2 separate regions of the Homo sapiens genome follow, and region 1 is linked to region 2. A link is an interaction called in ENCODE POLR2A ChIA-PET data of the cell type or tissue named here. Cell type or tissue: MCF 10A. All regions are shown on one strand. Links, peaks and the distances in the headings refer to the core of each region. The heading gives the core; the rest is flanking DNA.

Evidence for each region. ChIA-PET counts read pairs that join two places held together with the same protein. Peaks named below come from ENCODE experiments on the same cell type or tissue, not always from the same donor. Only the 100,000 strongest peaks of a DNase experiment are listed, where the experiment ranks them.
Region 1: POLR2A ChIA-PET joins it to region 2 with 5 read pairs; 2 of 35 experiments call an interaction of 5 or more read pairs at or near these places.

What each region holds. Positions count from the first base shown.
Region 1 is chr10:79,542,670-79,551,616 of GRCh38, forward strand. It overlaps the pseudogene RPS12P18. Among named protein-coding and RNA genes, the nearest start is that of SFTPA2, 13 kb to the right of the region's middle. In MCF 10A, for the core only: no CTCF peak of the experiment used is centred there; no DNase peak of the experiment used is centred there.
Region 2 is chr10:80,079,712-80,087,498 of GRCh38, forward strand. It overlaps TMEM254 (transmembrane protein 254), which reads left to right. Exons shown (of 4, transcript NM_025125.4): 2 at 2,130-2,233; 3 at 2,434-2,493. Among named protein-coding and RNA genes, the nearest start is that of TMEM254-AS1, 4.4 kb to the left of the region's middle. In MCF 10A, for the core only: no CTCF peak of the experiment used is centred there; a DNase peak (open chromatin) is centred at 2,870.

The DNA of each region.
Region 1 (8,947 bases), core at 1,862-5,861, 540 kb before region 2:
GAAGTTGGAAACTTGCCGAAGTTTTCACAGTTGACCCTGGAAGAGCTGGAATTTGAACCCAGGTGTATCCAATTCCAAAAAACCGAAGTCTTCACCACCACAATACATGCCTTTGTAGCATTTATTTCTGGGTCAAGCTCTGTGCTAAATGGTTCACAGTGGTTATGTAATGTGTTTCCTGTCACAGCTGTGTTTGTAAGCAGTGTTTTGTTCCTGTTTTATAGATAAAGAGACTAAATGTCTCACCCAAGGCCTCTCAGTTAGTGAGAGGTGGAGGCAGGATTTGAAACTGGTTCCCTGACTCCAGAGCCCACACTGCTAATGTCTATTATACTGCTTCCCTGGCTCACATAATAGAAGTGAATTTTGGGGTGTGAATATACCTACCCCTGGGGACTGTGATGGGTGAAACAATGGAAAGCACATGGCATTTGATTCACATGCAGTTCCTGCTGCTCCCAACAATGCCATCCATGTGTGTTAATAAAGGATACAGAGCTGGTGAGGAGAAGGGTGTAGGTATAGGACCAGGTGTGCCATGTCATCACGCTAACGTACCTAACCCTAACCCCAGCCCTAACCCTCAGGGGCAGTGATGGCCTACAGGCACCTGCATTAGGGTGGTTTGGAGGATCCATGTTCATCGCCAACCCTCCTCTAGGGAGAGGGTTCCCTGACACTCAACATCTGGATCTGCCCATGGCAGATCGAGCCACTACGGCATCTTGCCTATACCCCAGGCTCTGATGCCACCTCACTGACTGTGCCAACCCGAGTGATTAGCCCTCTTTGTGTGGACTCATGGTTGTTCACTGGTTTGGCTCTAAGACCCTAGCTGCTGATGGGGAGAGGGATATATGACACATTGTGAGATCCAGAATATTTGCAGGTTTCTAAGAAAAAGCACAACTATTCCAGATACTGAGGACCAAAGAGCATATTCTCCTCTAGGTGTTCATAGAGAGGCTTCATAGGGAAGCCACATCCTCAACAATATCCCTGCAACAGATGGGGATCAGTGTTCAAAACCATGCTTTGTATAATGTGTATCATGTCCCTCAACCAAAGCACAAAGCATTAAAAGTCATTCTTCAAGGAGTCAGTGGGAAGCAGTCAAGCTCACAGGTTCATGGCTCTGGCTAAATTGGTAATAGATTTAAGAATATTTGTCCAGAGGATTGAATACAGCATGCACTCTGCAGGCACTTATCCATGAGTAGCATTTCTCTTAGCCAAGCTTTTGAAAAGTATAGTGTGGCTCTGAGGTTGAGATTCTACTTGGAATGCTGGAACTTTCCATTGCCAATTAAGAGACGAGCCATATACCTTAATAACAAACTGAGCCGTGGCTTGACATAGATCCTCTTATGAAAACTCATGCACCAGAAAGAACATTTCTCTCTTTCCCTGCTGCCGCCAAGCGCCAAGCCCACCTTTGTGTGCTTGCATCCAACTGTGATAAGCCTATGTATGTCAAGTTGGTGAAGGCCCATTGTGCTGAACACCAAATCAACCTAATCAAGGGTGATGACAACAAGAAACTAGGGGAATGGGAAGGCCCCTGTACAATTGACAGAGAGGGGAAACCCTGTAAAGTGGTTGGTTGCAGTTGTGCAGTAGTTAAGGACTATGGAAGGAGTCTCAGGCCAAGGATGTCATCGAACAGTACTTCAAATGCAAGAAATGAAGAACTAAATCTTTGCCTCACACATGGAAAGAAAAGAAAAAAGAAAAAGAGAGAGAGAAAGAAGGAAAGAAAGAAAAGAAAGAAAGAAAGAAGAAAGAAAGAAAGAAGAAAGAAAGAAAGAAAGAAAGAGAAAGAAAGAAGAAAGTCAACGTGTTTCTGAAGAGAAGGCCAACCCACATCCCCTCCAAAGTGCATCAAGGGAGTCCCTGCAGGCAGAGCCAAGATTCTCTTCAGGAGGAAATTTGAGAGTTCCCTAACAGGGCAATGAATGGGTAACTGATTCCCTACAATTCCACATCATAAAATGCAACGGCAATAAAAATAGCCCAGAAAAAATGTAAAGCAGGCATGTAACTATATATCTTGTTTGGCTACACATACACATAAGCATGTGCACACACACACATACCTGCGGCCCATCTAATTTTGAGCAATAAGCCCTGTTAAAACTGGTTGTGAAATGTACACCCAAAGTAACTAAATGATTTATTGTTTATCATTATTTCCTATAAATCTCCCTAAATTTGGGGGATTTCCATTAAAATGATTATTTCAGATCCAGATTTGGTAGCCCTTGTTTCTGGATGTCATTAGATAGCAGTATTCATTGTCTACTAAAACTACTCCTAGTCCATGATACCCACATCAGGTTATTTGCATCTGAGAGAATGCTTGACCTTCTGTGCTCCACTGCAGAGCAGGGTGGCGGGGCCCTACCATATGCAACAACCTGCAGGGCACAGATACTGATCCTTTGGAGCTGATGCTGGTCAGTGGCCTGCACTGTGCCTAACAGTTATGTGGGTCAGTAGGAAAGCAAACTCATGGGCTATCTCAATATGGTTTCAAGTTAAAAATAAAAGGATCCAGGGCACATCTTTGTTTTACCCACTGGAAATTACAAGCAGGATAGTTCATATTTTTCCTTATATATTGTGTCAAAGGCTGGAAGAGGATCAAGAAAAGTCACAAGCCATTTAATATGATTTTTGGCAGGTGTTGTCACAAGATTATATAAATTACAACAGATGACTATGTTCTCAGCCTGTGAGCTGTGAATATAGGTCAGGCTTGCAAATTATTAAGCAAAGCCATGCAAATGGACGTTGCTTGCACATGCTAGAATAGGACGACTAACTCATTCTGGTTTGGCAGAGATTTTTCTTATTTTAGTACTTGTCTTAATCCAATAAGTGTTGCTATAGAAGAATACCTGAGGCTGGGGAATTTATAAAGAAAAGAGGTTTATTTGGCTCACAGTTCTGCAGGCTGGGAAGTTCAAAAAGTATGGTGTTAGCATCTGCTCAGATTCTGGTGGGGGCTTTTTGTGCTATGTCATAACATGGTGGAAAATCTCAATGGTGAGTGGACACGTGGGAAGAGAAAAAACCCAAGGGGCATCCTGGCTTTACAACAACCCATTCCTGCAGGAACATTCCCACAAGAACTAAATCCAGTCTCATGAGAGAGCTGGAGTGCACCAAGTCATTCATGAGGGATCTGTCTCTGTGACCCAAACACCTCCCACCAGGCACACCTCCCAACACTGCCACATTGGGGATCAAAGTTCAACATGAGTTTTGTTGGGGACAAACTCAAACCATAGTAGTACTGACTGTCCCAAATCCTGTGAAACCCCTGGGTCCCTGGCAAACCAGGAAGGTTGGTCACCCTTGCTGGAGGCCTTCCTCCCAGGTGATATCCCTTAGCTGTGTATTCACATTTGGGGGTGAGGCACAAAACACTGACTGCAATGTCTGTGGGGGAGCGGGGCTTGTTGACTGATGGAGCTCACCACAGAGTGTCTGAGCATCAGGTCAGCTCCTCATTGAGGAAACCAGCACACATCAGCCACTGGAGGCCCTTTGTGTGGGACATTCCTTTTCTCCACAAATGAATCCTCCGGACTCTGGCCTGTAGATTGTAAATTAGGTTGCTCACTCTCTGGGGACTGGGGTCCCATCATTCAATATGTAGATTGTGGTTTAATCCTTGTGTTTAAGCTTGACCTTACCTCCTCCTCCCAAACCTGTGTGGCTCAGACCTCCCATTCTGCAGTTTCTTCGGTTCAATTTATATGACAAATAACTCTCCTTTCTCCCCTGGGTGGAGGGGACCCCTGGCTGAAGAGGGTAGAGAAAGTGGCCTAGGGTTTCCACTTATGCCTCTGTTTTCCTGTTTACAGCCTCACACTGTACCTCACCTCTTTAAGTGTGGATCCTTTCTTAGACTCTGGGGGTGAAGTAGGGAGAATCCGTTGGCTTCTTCTTATTTTCTCCCTCTGGGGCATCCAAGTGAGAACATGCACCATTCTGCCAAATTACCATTCCTTTGTATACTATCTCCAAAATACGTGTCCAAATTCTTGGTTGCTGTTTTCTCCTCTCCTGTCTCTATTGTCCTTGAAGAATTTTACCTGTGCTCTTCCTCTACTGCCATTTTATTAGGATTTGGGGAGGGAGAGGAAATAAATTTGTGTTGCAAATCAACCATGTTTCATTGGACATCCATTTCTCTAGCAGTCTCTCTCTTGGTAACACCCAGTGGGTGGATGTTGGCACTTCTGGAACTATCTTCCATGTCTATTATCTTTTCTTTTCTTTTCTACTTTCTATTTATTTATCCAAGTCTGCTGTTTTCAGGGAGGATTCCAATCTTTCAGTTCACCAATTATCTCTTCAGCTGCATACATTCCACTCCATAGCTCATCCACTCAGGTGGTTTTATCTGTTTAAACTATGAATATATTTTTTGATTTTTATTCCCATGATCAGTAATACAAAATGAACACATTGTTCACCTCTAACATCCCTAATTGATTCTTTTCCATCCTTTCTTATTTGAGAATATTCATTATACTTACTTCAAAGCACATTACTGGTTGTCTATTTGTTCTGTTTAATCTTCAGATCTGGAGCCAGACAGCTGAGGTTAATCTGTGGCTTCTTATGTTAAGCTATGTGACTTTGGAAGAAGTTACTTAATCACGTGACACTTCAGTTTCTTCATTTGTAAAATGGCAATAAAAATAGTCCTACCTTAAACTCTTATAAGGTAGGACTCTTGTAAGGTATTCATGTGTCTATTGCAAACATAAAATAGTCCCACTTTATGTTTGCAATAGCGCCTGACACATAAATGCTCAGTAAATATTAGCTATGGTTATTATGTTTCCTCAGGTGGAAGTCTCCCTTTCATGGTGGTACTTCTCAAATGATATTTTTTGACAGTGGACTCATCTTTACGCATGAGATTTTCTGCAAGAAATCTGCTGGCCTAGCTTGCTGTGAGGGAGGGCTGGAAATCGCTGGATGAGCTTGTGCTCCATGTTGCTTTCAAGGAGAGTGCAGAACAGGCAGAGGCACTATCAGGTGGACCAGCTGTGCTCTCACAGCTGGTCTTTGGGATGTGGCTGCTACTTAACTCTTCCTTGGCTTTACCAGCCATATGGGGCCCTGTCCTGTCTTTCATTCCTAACACAGTTCATACCAGGAGACAGACACTGCTGTCCTGGTCATCTTGTCTGCCGGGGTGGGGTTGAGGGAGATATTCAGGGTCAATTCATCTAGCTCCTTCCACGGGGATACTTGTTTAACCCTCTGTCAGTAGTCCTTTGGTCCTGTCTTGTTCCAGGCATTCACCACCTCTGGGCATGGAATGCCTTGTTGCTGCTCCCACTATTGTAATATATACTGTAGTATATACACACAAGGATACATGTAGTATGTCCTTGGCTGCTGCTCATGAGCTGGGCTGCAGTATCAAATCAGATCCTGTCTGCCTTTGGCTTCTCAGAAACGTGTCAGTGCTTCTGATTCTCTGAACATTTCCTGTTAACTTTCTGAGAACACTGATTTTTTCCTTCTCTGTCATTTCTGGAGGATGGGCCTGGGTGGAGAGATGGCAGCATGCGCTCAGTCCACTATCGTGAAAAGGGAAGTCAGAAAATGTATAGAAAAGATAAGAAGTAAGCAGAATCTTGGGGAATGAGTAGGAGCAGCCAAAGTGAAAAGAGGAGAAAATGCTGTTGTAGGCTGGGGAGACAGCTTGAGCGAAGGTGTACAGATGGGAGACCACAGGGTAGGGTGAGGGGACACAAGCAATGCGATGTTTCAAGAGAGGCAAGACTTGTAAGAAAGAAGCAGGGCATGATAGTCTTATGTATCAGGTTAAGGGGCTTCACTTTATTCTGGAGAGCCTCTGATGGTTTAAGAAAGTGACATAGGCTGGGTGCAGCGGCTCATGCCTATAATCTCAGCACTTTGGGAGGCTGAGGTGGGAGAATCGCTTGAGTCCAGGAGTTCAAGACCAGCCTGGGCAACATACTGAGACTCCATCTCTTAAAAAAAAAAAAAAAAGGAAAGAAAGAAAGTGACAAAGTCAGATATGCATCTTATCCACTGTGGAAGTTAGATTTGAGGGGTGTGAGACTAGAACCAAGAAAACCAGTTAGAAAGCTCCTGCAGAAGCCCAGGCTGGAAACTACAAGGGCCTGAAAATTACCACAGCAGTATGTAAGGGATGGAGACAAGGAGTCAGATTCAACAAATATTCAGGAAGCAAAATCTATGGATAAGGAGGATTTTCTAATACTGTTTTCTTTAAATATCATAGAAAGGTACTTCAACCTTCTTCCACTGTGACCATATGCTTCTTTCTTTTCTTTTTAATTGCATTTTCTCCTTAAGTCGGCCATATGCTTTTTAAAAATTTGCAGAAGTAAGCTATTTTGACTGCAGATAGTTAATCCCATTGGTACTAGCATGTAAATTTTTATGACTATAGTCAAAGTTGAAAATATTTCTATCAAGTTTCATATATGAGCTGTAAGATTACTGGGCATTTTAAGTTTTCTGCGCAGTGTCTAATCTTAGTACTTTTCAAATTGATAGAAGCATTATCCAGTTTATCATGGATGGTCTTGTTGTAATAGTGGATTGAGTTTTATGTTGTCTTTGTAGATGTTAGTATTTCATATCAAGTTATAAAATTTAATCTTTCTTAGTGTGCACATCTAGAACTTGTGGACTTCATTGGGATAAAATACATCAGACAAGCTAAGATGCAATCAGATACAGTGAGATGCATAAGACATCTCATTTCACACAAAAGCATACTTCTATTTGCAATACTCCTCTAGTTCTGCCTTACTACACAGGAGCTCTAACAAAATACATTTACTGAAATTGCTCAAAAAAGACATATTTATATGTGTGTGTTATAAGTGTCTATATTGCACTATTGAGTATGTTCTCTACAGGAGAGAACTTCCATTTTAAATAGGCATGGATGTGAACAGGCTCACATGCTTAAAACTCTATACATATGATGGGGGAGAGAGTTTTCCATAGACTAGTTTCTGGCTCCATACTTGTTTCTCCTCCACTGCTGACATATTTCTGAAAGCAGGTGTTGGGGAAATGTTTATTATTTAGATATCATCTCCGACCCTGCTGGCTGAATCAGAACAATATTCCTGGAAGCCATTCCTACGCTGGAAGACTAGCAGTAATGCAACCACACACAGAAGTGACTGTAAACTACATAAAGCTGTCTCATGCCAAGCCAGATCCTAAAAATGCCTATGACCACTCCAACATGAGGGGCACAAGGAGCAATGAGATGGAGGGGAAATCAGAGTGGAAAGAGCCAGCCATCTTAACTACAGTCAAGTGCTGCACGAGGACATTTCAGTCAATGACAGACCATGTGGGACCCTGATGGTCAGGCAGGGGCACATGACAGGCAGGCGGCAGGGGCAGGAAGGACTAGCAGCTCTTCCCTGGCTAGCAGCGGGGGTTCTGCCTCCACCTGCCTCCCCAGGACAGAAGCCAGATGAGCTGGACCATGATGGTCCCTTCAGATTATCATACCATATTTTTCCCGTACCTTTTCTGTGGTTAGGCATGTTTAGATAGACAAGTACTTGCCATGGTGTTACAATTGCCTAGCATATTCTGTACTGTAACACGCTGCAATGGCTTGTAGCCTAGAAGCGATAGGCTATACCAGGCAGCCTAGGCATATAGTAGGCTCTACCATCTAGTTCTGTGTAAGTACACCTGATGACGTTTGCACAACAACAAAGTCACATAAGGATGCATTTCTCAGAACACATCCCTGTCATTAAGCAATGCATGACTGCATTTGCACTTAAAATCGCTTACTTTTGCAAAGTCTGTAAAAACATATTACCATGTCAAACATTGTTAAAGCCTCTCCCACCACGGCCTTGTAAGGAGCCCATGCAAGCAAGAGGCCCTGCAGTTTCCTGGTGAATCCATCTCTACTGACAGCATTTGAAAGATGATTCTGGTAGAGAGAAATACAGTTGCTGTCAGATCTCTAGCTGGAATGGCTTGTCAGAATGTGGTACCCCAGTGGGAGACAGAACCCAGGAAAAAAGGTACTAGTAGGCTGGTATTTATTGATACATCTGTAATTCTAGTACCACCCTCCTATTAAAGAAAATTCAAACAATCCAAAGGAATGCAGGGAAAGAGAAAAAAGAAACAACAAGAAAGCATATTGTACATGATATTCAAAATTTCAGTGGTGTGACCTGTTTGCTGACTAGTTAGAATCTCGGAAAAGGTCCTAGAGGGTCTCCCTGTCACAAGCATTGACCAATTTTTTGCCAGATCAGAAGAAGGTCAGGGGTGGGGGCACTGTGGGGGTCTCAGGGGAGTGGCTATTTACCAAGAAGGATGGAAGAATTCCAACTTGTAATAATTGATAGGGTTTTACCGATGTGTTCTAGAGCCTGCTGCTGGTTGTGTGGCCACATGGCTGGAGTTAGAGTCCCAGCTCTGGCAGAGGAGGCCTGGGTGAGGTTTGCAGGGGCTGAGTTCCTCTAGCTCAGGCCGTATAAGTAGCACAAATTCAACTTTTTATATTTATATTAATACTTACGATTTTTATATTAACGCTGTCCCCTATATAACCAAGTGTTTTCAGTCACAGTTCTTTGAGATGAGTGTTTATTTGAAGCTGGAGCCTTTATTTGCTCACAGTCGCTGTTTCCTAACAAATAATACTCCAGCACCCACCTAACAGGTCCTCTGGAATTAGTAGACTTGAAAGCATCAGTAACACACCACGTGGTTTCAGAAGACCCTACCTACAGTTGGGAATCTGACAGGTGCATGATGTGGACTCCCCACAGGGCTCACAGGTCAAGGAACACGTGCTCCCCACCAGCAGAAGGCAGGCACTGGACTGGTGCATGTGGAGTGGGGCCCTGTTGCCTTGTAGGTGTGG
Region 2 (7,787 bases), core at 1,332-5,331:
GGTAGTTTTGTGTTTTTTTGAGACGGAGTCTCGCTCTGTCACCCAGGCTGGAGTGCAGTGGGGCGATCTCGGCTCACTGCAACCTCTGCTTCCCAGGTTCAAGCGATTCTCATGTCTTTACCTGTAGCTGGGATTACACTATGCCCAGCTATTTTTTTGTGTTTTTAGTAGACATGGGTATTGGTGAGGCTGGCCTCGAACTCCTAACGTCAAGTGATAAGGTGGTAAAATTTTGAAGGAAGGCGAAGCTATTTGGGTATACCAATAGATCCTGGAGATTGGAGATTTGTCTTGTCCACAGTGTTGTTTGTTGGTGTCAAATCTGACAACCTATGTCCTGATTTCCCCATATGTACAATGGAGGTGTTGAACTGAAAATTTTCAAAGGTGCATTTCTGTTCTACGATTTAGTGTCTGTGACTAGTTAGAATATAGTTGGAGGAAAGCTTTGGGGACTTCAAATTGGGATCTTGTGGAGCTGGCAGATGCTCCCCTTTCCCTTTGGTTTGGGAGGATGCAGTGATATTTGTGCATTATTTAACTTTCAGATGTGAAACAACATCGTGAGAGAGGTAGTACTGCTCTTGACAAAGATTTGAATGGGACAATACATTTTGAAACTGTTGAGTTATTCTCAGAAAAGTCTTAGCTGACAGAAGTTACAATACAGAGGCTGAAAGTTAAGATTACGAAAAATTTATGTGATTAAGCAGTTGCTATTAAAATGTCACAACCTTATCTCACTTATTTTCCATCTCTATGCAGTGGATCATTCTCAGTTTTAGCCGTACAAAAAGGGAAAGCCGAGAAAGGAATTCTAAATTAAACAGAGGTTTGGCTGGAGCCAGTTTCTGCAGTAAAGAAACTAGCCAAAGCACATAAACTCAAAATTTGCTAATATCTTTTATAAAATAATGGTTTTGGTGGAATGTATTAATAGGAGTCAGCCAGGCATGGTGGTTCACCCCTGTAATCCCAGCACTTTGGGAGGCCGAGGCGGGCAAATCGCTTGAGCCCAGGAGTTCGAGACCATCCTGGGCAACATGGCAAAACCTCATCTCTACACACACACACACACACAAAATTAGCCATGGGCAGTGGCTCACACCTGTAATCCCAGCACTTTGAGAAGCCGAGAAGGGCGGATCACCTGATGTCAGGAGTTGGAGATCAGCCTGGCCAACATGGTGAAACTCTGTCTGTATTAAAAATACAAAAATTAGCTGGGCGTGGTGGCATGCACCTGTAGTCCCAGCTACTCTGGAGGCTGAGACAGGAGAGTCGTTTGAATCCGCGAGGCGGAGGTTACAGAGAGCCGAGATCGTGCCACTGCACTCCAGCCTAAGCGACAGAGTGAAACTCCATCTAAAATAAATAAATAAATAAATAAATTAGTCAGTCGTGGTAGCCATGCCTGTATTCCAGCTACTTGGGGAAGCTGAGTTGGGAGGATCGCTTGAGCCCGGGAAGTCAAGGGTGCAGTGAGCCGTGATCAGGCCACTGCACTCAAGCCTGGGTGACAAAGCGAGATCCCTTCTCTACAAAGAAAACAAAAGAAGAAAAGGAAGAAAAAAAGACTTTAAGAGTCATCCACCGTGGGCACTGAGTCTGATAACCACATACTTTCCTCAGCATAAGTCTCCCAGTAGAGTTGCTTTTAGAAAATAGAAGTCATCCTGGCACAGTAGGTCATGCCTGTAATCCCAGCACTTTGGGAGGCCAAGATTGGAGAATTGCTTGAGCCCTGGAGTTGGAAACCATCCTGGGCAACATAGTGAGACCCCATCTCTATATACAATTTTTAAAAGTAGCTGGGCATGGTGGCACACACGTGTAGTCCCATCTACTTGGGAGGCTGAGGTGGGAGGATGGATTGAGCCCAGATGGTGGAGGCTGCAGTGAGTCATGATCATGCCACTGCACTCCAGCCCCAGCAGCGGAGTGAGACCCTGTCAAAAAAAAAAGAAAGAAAGAAAATAGAAGCCAAGAATGGAGACCCAAATGACTGTTCAGAGTTTCTTCGGTCTGTGGTAATTTTTTTACTGTTTCACAGCCTTTCTCAAAAACAAAAACAAAAAACAGGTTTTAAGTGACCTAATAGGTATTCTGTGTCTCTGCTTCTCTTTCAGTGGGTTGTCTTCTGGCCTCAGAGTATCCCTTATCAGAACCTTGGGCCCCTGGGCCCCTTCACTCAGTACTTGGTGGACCACCATCACACCCTCCTGTGCAATGGGTAAGGAGAGCTGCACAAGTGGACTGTGGACACTGGAGCTCTGGTCTCATGGGAAACCTGGAAGGCCTGCAGCTGCCTTTTGGTATCTAAGAGTAGTGTCGGTTCACCTTAAGGCACTTTTCTTTTTGAGATTGCTGTGTTAGATTTCATCAGCAGATAACTATCACCTTAAAAAAGATTAACCTTTTTTTTGGTTTCAGGTATTGGCTTGCCTGGCTGATTCATGTGGGAGAGTCCTTGTATGCCATAGTATTGTGCAAGTAAGTCTTTGAAGTAGGTGTTTGTTGCCTTTCTCTTAGTAGCTAATATAAATTGAGAGCAGCCACATTTAAATAGTTCACACACTTGTAGGCTGAGAATATTCTCAGGGTAGAGCGGAATCCCCATGCCTGATACTGAGCCTGGAGCAGAGGCAGTACCCAGTAAATGTTTGATGAATGCATTCATTTTGTTTATGTTGGTTAACCAATTACTTAGTTATCTAATTCAGATGACTTTTGTTATTTTTTAACAAATTTTCTGGGTAGCCCCAACTAGATCAAAAGACTAGGAATAGGAGCCTGGCTTCTAGTTTACAAAAGAGCTAAGTGACTGACCTAGGCCGATGACTCACAATCCTCGTTTTACAATTGAGCCACCTGAGGAGCTTTTTCAAAATACACACGTCTGGTTTCCAGACCCAGAGATTCTGATTGGGTAAGTCTTGCCTCAGAGATAGGAATGTGCTCTTTTTAAAAGCTCCACAGATAATTCTAGGATGCAATGCTAGTTAAAAGCCCCCAAACCAGACCCCACTCAGGAGATGCTAGTATAGGTTAATGCTATGTGAGAATACAAGAAAAAATTATGTTTGTACTTTATATAAGCATATACAGAAAGTATGGTACAATGAAAAACATGGTTATGGAAATGCCAAATTGCTTCTTTCCAATTAATTTCTGGTCAAGATAATAATTAATTGAATTAATTTCTGGTCAAGATATACTATCACCTCTATTATTTTTCTATTCTAAAAGTGGAAAATAAGATACTGTATTGCTATTACTATGTTTCAATAATAAAAATAATATTGATTGGGTACTGCTATGTCAGAGACTGCTAAGTATGTTAAATAGAATGATCTTACTCTGTTTTCTTGTTTATTAAACAAATAAGCTAGACTTTTTTTTTTTTTTTTTTTGAGAGGGAATCTTGCTTTGTCACCCAGGCTGGAGTGCAGTGGCGCAATCTTGGCTCCCTGCAATCTCTACGTCCTGGGTTAAAACGATTCTGCCTCAGCTTCCCCAGTAGCTAGGATTACAGAAGCCCACCACCATGCCTGGCTAATTTTTGTATTTTTATTAGAGACGGGGTTTCACCATGTTGGCCATGCTAGTCCCGAACTCCTGACCTCTCAGGTGATCCGCCTGCCTTCGCCTCCCAAAGTGCTGGGATTATAGGCATGAGCCACTGTGCCTGGCCACAAGCTAGACTTTCTATGAAGAGGAGCAGAAAGTAACTTTATTCTTTCTTTCTCACCCCTCTCCAAGTAAATTTGTTTTGTAGATCGTTCCCCACCTTCCACCGTATCTCTGGATGGAATTTCAAACAGATCGTAGGATTTCCAGTCACCATCTGATATTATCTATTCTAGCCCAGTCTATTGTTAAAACTATAAACTTTCTTCTAATTCAAAATGTCTGTTTTCATCCAGCTGGGGCTCAGGAGCCTGCAGTGGGGAGAAGGGTGCAGTTGATATCTTCTCTTGCACTTCACCTTCTCCTCTATTCACTAATAATCGCTGCTTGTGGTCCCTTGGGATAGTGGGAATAGTTAGGGAGAACAAGGCTCAGCCTTAAATAGCTGCTGCTGGCCAGGTGCAGTGGCTTACACCTATAATCCTAGCACTTTAGGAGGCCAAGGTGGGCAGATCATTTGAGACCAGGAGTTTGAAACCATCCTGGCCAACATGACAAAACCCCATCTCTACTAAAAATACAAAAAATACTAAAAAAGCCAGGCATGGTGGTGCGTGCCTGCAGTCCCAGCTGCTCAGGAGGCTGAGGCACGAGAATCGCTTGAATCCGGGAGGCAGAGGCTGCAGTGAGCCGAGATCGCACCACTGCACTCTAGCCTGGGTGACAGAGCAAGACCCTTTCTCAAAAAAAATAAAAGTTAAAAAAAAACAATAAACAGCTGCTGCCTTGTGATCAGGCAGCTAGGTACTGTGTATATTGCATATCCAGTATTGGCTCTTTCTCTCTAGAGGGGATGTGGTAGATTTTTGAGACACTACTCATCACCAGGGATCTCCCTTCTGCAGTTTCCTTGATGGTTCATTCAGACACCCCCTCCAGCATGCCACTTGCAGTTTCACCCTCAGAGTCTGTGTTCTAGGGAGAATTACCCTTTTATTGAGATCACTTCCGTCCTTCAGGTGGGTCTGTGGTACAGGGTCCCTTTTAAACCTACTCATGTTCAGTGCCTTCTCCAGGATCTGTATGGCTCACAGTAAACAACTTCCGTATCCCTCCAGTGGGATAATCTACAAGTGCATGCAGTTATCAGTGTGGCGGTGCTTCCTTCTCTCCCAGCAAGCAGACCAAACAGTGTTTACTCTTTGGAATCAGATATTAAACCCTTCCCCAAATTCCAGAGACTCATGTCAAGCTCTACAAATGGTTCTGTTGAGGCCATTCTCTGGGCTTGACTTGTGGGAAATGCCACAGCCCACTAGGACCTCTTTCCAATGGCCTCTGCAGCATCGCAGTAGAATCTCAGATTGGAAGTGTCCGGTCCAGCCCCTCAACTTGGAATGTAGGAGTGCGTGACACCTATTTTGTTGTTGGCATTTGGAGTATCTGATGAAAACCAAAATACAAAAATTTTTATTTTTATTTTTATTTATTTTTTTCTTTTTTGAGACGGAGTTTCGCTCTGTCGCCAGGCTGGAGTGCAGTGGTGCAATCTCAGCTCACTGCAACCTCTGCCTCCCTGGTTCAAGCGATTGTCTGGCCTCAGCCTCCCAAGTAGCTGAGATTACAGGCGCCCGCCACCAAGCCTACTTTTTGTATTTTTAGTAGAGACAGAGTTTCACCATGTTGGCCAGGATGGTCTTGATCTCTTGACCTCGTAATCCGCCCACCTCGGTTTCCCAAAGTGCTGGGATTACAGACGTGAGCCACCGCACCCGGCCCTCAAATTTAATATACAATTTTTTTGAAGGGCAGAGGGAGAACAGGCATAGAGGTTAGGTTACTCTTATGTTCTTGAAATCATTTATGGTCTAACATGTTAGAATGTATCATTAGTCACTATGAATCAGAATAAATATTCCTTTTGAATTATGAGATGAGTTGGGTACGGTGGCTCATGCCTGTAATCTCAGCACTTGGGGAGGCTGAGGCAGGCGGATCACCTGAGGTCAGGAGTTCGAGACCAGCGTGCCCAACATGGTTGAAACTCTGTCTCTACTAAAAATATGAAAAAAAAAATTAGCTGGGTGTGGTGGCACATACCTGTTACCCCAGCTACTCAGGAGGCTGAGGCAGGAGAATCGCTTGGACCTGGGAGGCGGAGGTTGCGGTGAGCTGAGATCGTACCACTACACTTTAGCCTGGGCGACAAAGTGAGACTCTGTCTCAAAAAAAAAAAAGACAAGAAAAAGAAAGTGCCATTTTTGGTGAGGTGAGGGGGCAAAAAACCTTTTGCTATTTTGGTAGATTAAAAAGGGTATCTAGCCATTTTAACCTGTATTTATTTGATTACAAAGTAAGGTTCAACTCTTCTTTGAAAGGTGCTGTAATTCTTGTTACATAACAATACTTTAACAAGAAAAATAGAATGTTTTTTCCTTAGGGATAAATAAAATAGTATCTCTTTGAGGCCAATATTCATGTTCATTGTTACCTTTTTATAGTCTGGAGTTCCATTCAGAATATATGGCTTATTCTCTTAGTTCAGAAATTAGATTCTTGCTGCTTGCATACCCCAGTTGGCTCTGCAGCCCTTAGAAAGGTTTTTAAGGTTTTGCAAAAATTTGTATGTAGAGTAGATTTTATTACAGTGTAGAAACAGAAAAGAAGTTCTTGACAAGTAGAAGTACTCTGTGACAGGGCAGCCTCGAATGACCAAAACAGGTAAATTGTGAAATTTTTCAAGTATCAGAGGTAACATTTTTTCTTAAGGCAGGAAAAAGTGTACTCACAAAGAGATTTTTGCATCTGCTTGGGTCTTGGTGGAATCATTAAGGGAAATGTGAATTAAATTAAGAAAACTTTCTTAAAAGACTTTTGTCTTTTAAATAGGCAAAATGAGCTAAGAATACGGATAAAGGTATGTGAATGAGAACAAGTTATGATGACCCCAGGAAAACCCTTCTCCGGGTTACCTAGCCACCAACTGTGACCCTTCTGAAGGAGGAGGAAACAAGCACTGCTGTTCAGTGAGCCTGCTCTTCCAAGATGGCAACTCATCTTTATTTTTCTTTACTAAATATCATACACATTTACAGGATCATATAAATTTACTTTCCAAAACAAAATATTTTTGTTGTTTTGCCTATTTCAAAACAAACATGTTTGTTTTTAAAAGTTAATAATGTTGTGCTAAAAACTCAGCTAATAAAATTGAAAGTTGGCTGGGCGCGGTGGCTCACGCCTGTAATCTCAGCACTTTGGGAGGCCAAGGCGGACGGATCACCAGGTAAGGAGTTTGAGACCAGCCTGGCCAATATGGTGAAACCCCGTCTCTACTAAAATACAAAAAATTAGCCGGGCATGGTGGCGGGCACCTGTAGTCCCAGCTACTCAGGAGGCTGAGGCAGGAGAATCACTTGAACCCAGGAGGTGGAGGTTGCAGTGAGCCGAGATCGCACGACTGCACTCCAGCCTGGGCAACACAGCAAGACTCCATTTCAAAAAAAAAAAAAAAATTGAAAGTTGCTGGGCATGGTGGCTGATGCCTATAATCCAATTATATATATATACATATAGATATAATCTCTTTCATAATTGGTTTCCATTGTTATATATGCCTGTTTTAAATTTTATTTTGTTTTTTAAGAGATGGGTCTCACTCTATTGCCCAGGCTGGCCTTGAGCACCTGTGCTCAAGTGATCCTCCTGCCTCAGCCTCCCAAGTAACTGGGACTACAGGTGTGCCACTGTACTGGGCTAACATATCCCTATTTGTCTATGTCTATACATATAAACTTACCCATCCATTAATAACAGTGCATAGTATTCTGTTACATAGATGTGCCTTAACGTATTTAAAAAATCTTTCTTCTGATGGACTTTTAAGTCTCTACTTTTTTACTATTACAAGCAATATGGCAGTGAACATTAATTTCTTGCATTTGTCCCACTTTGGTATTTGTTCCCTTAGAAAAAAATTCCAAGATCTGGAATTTGAAGATTAAAGAATGAATACTTTTGGCTGGGTGTGGTGGCTCACACCTGTAATTCCAGCACTTTGAGAGGCTGAGGCTGGTGGATCACCTGAAGTTAGGAGTGCGATACCAGCCTGGCCAACATGGTGAAACCCTGTCTCCACTAAAAATACAAAAAAAAAA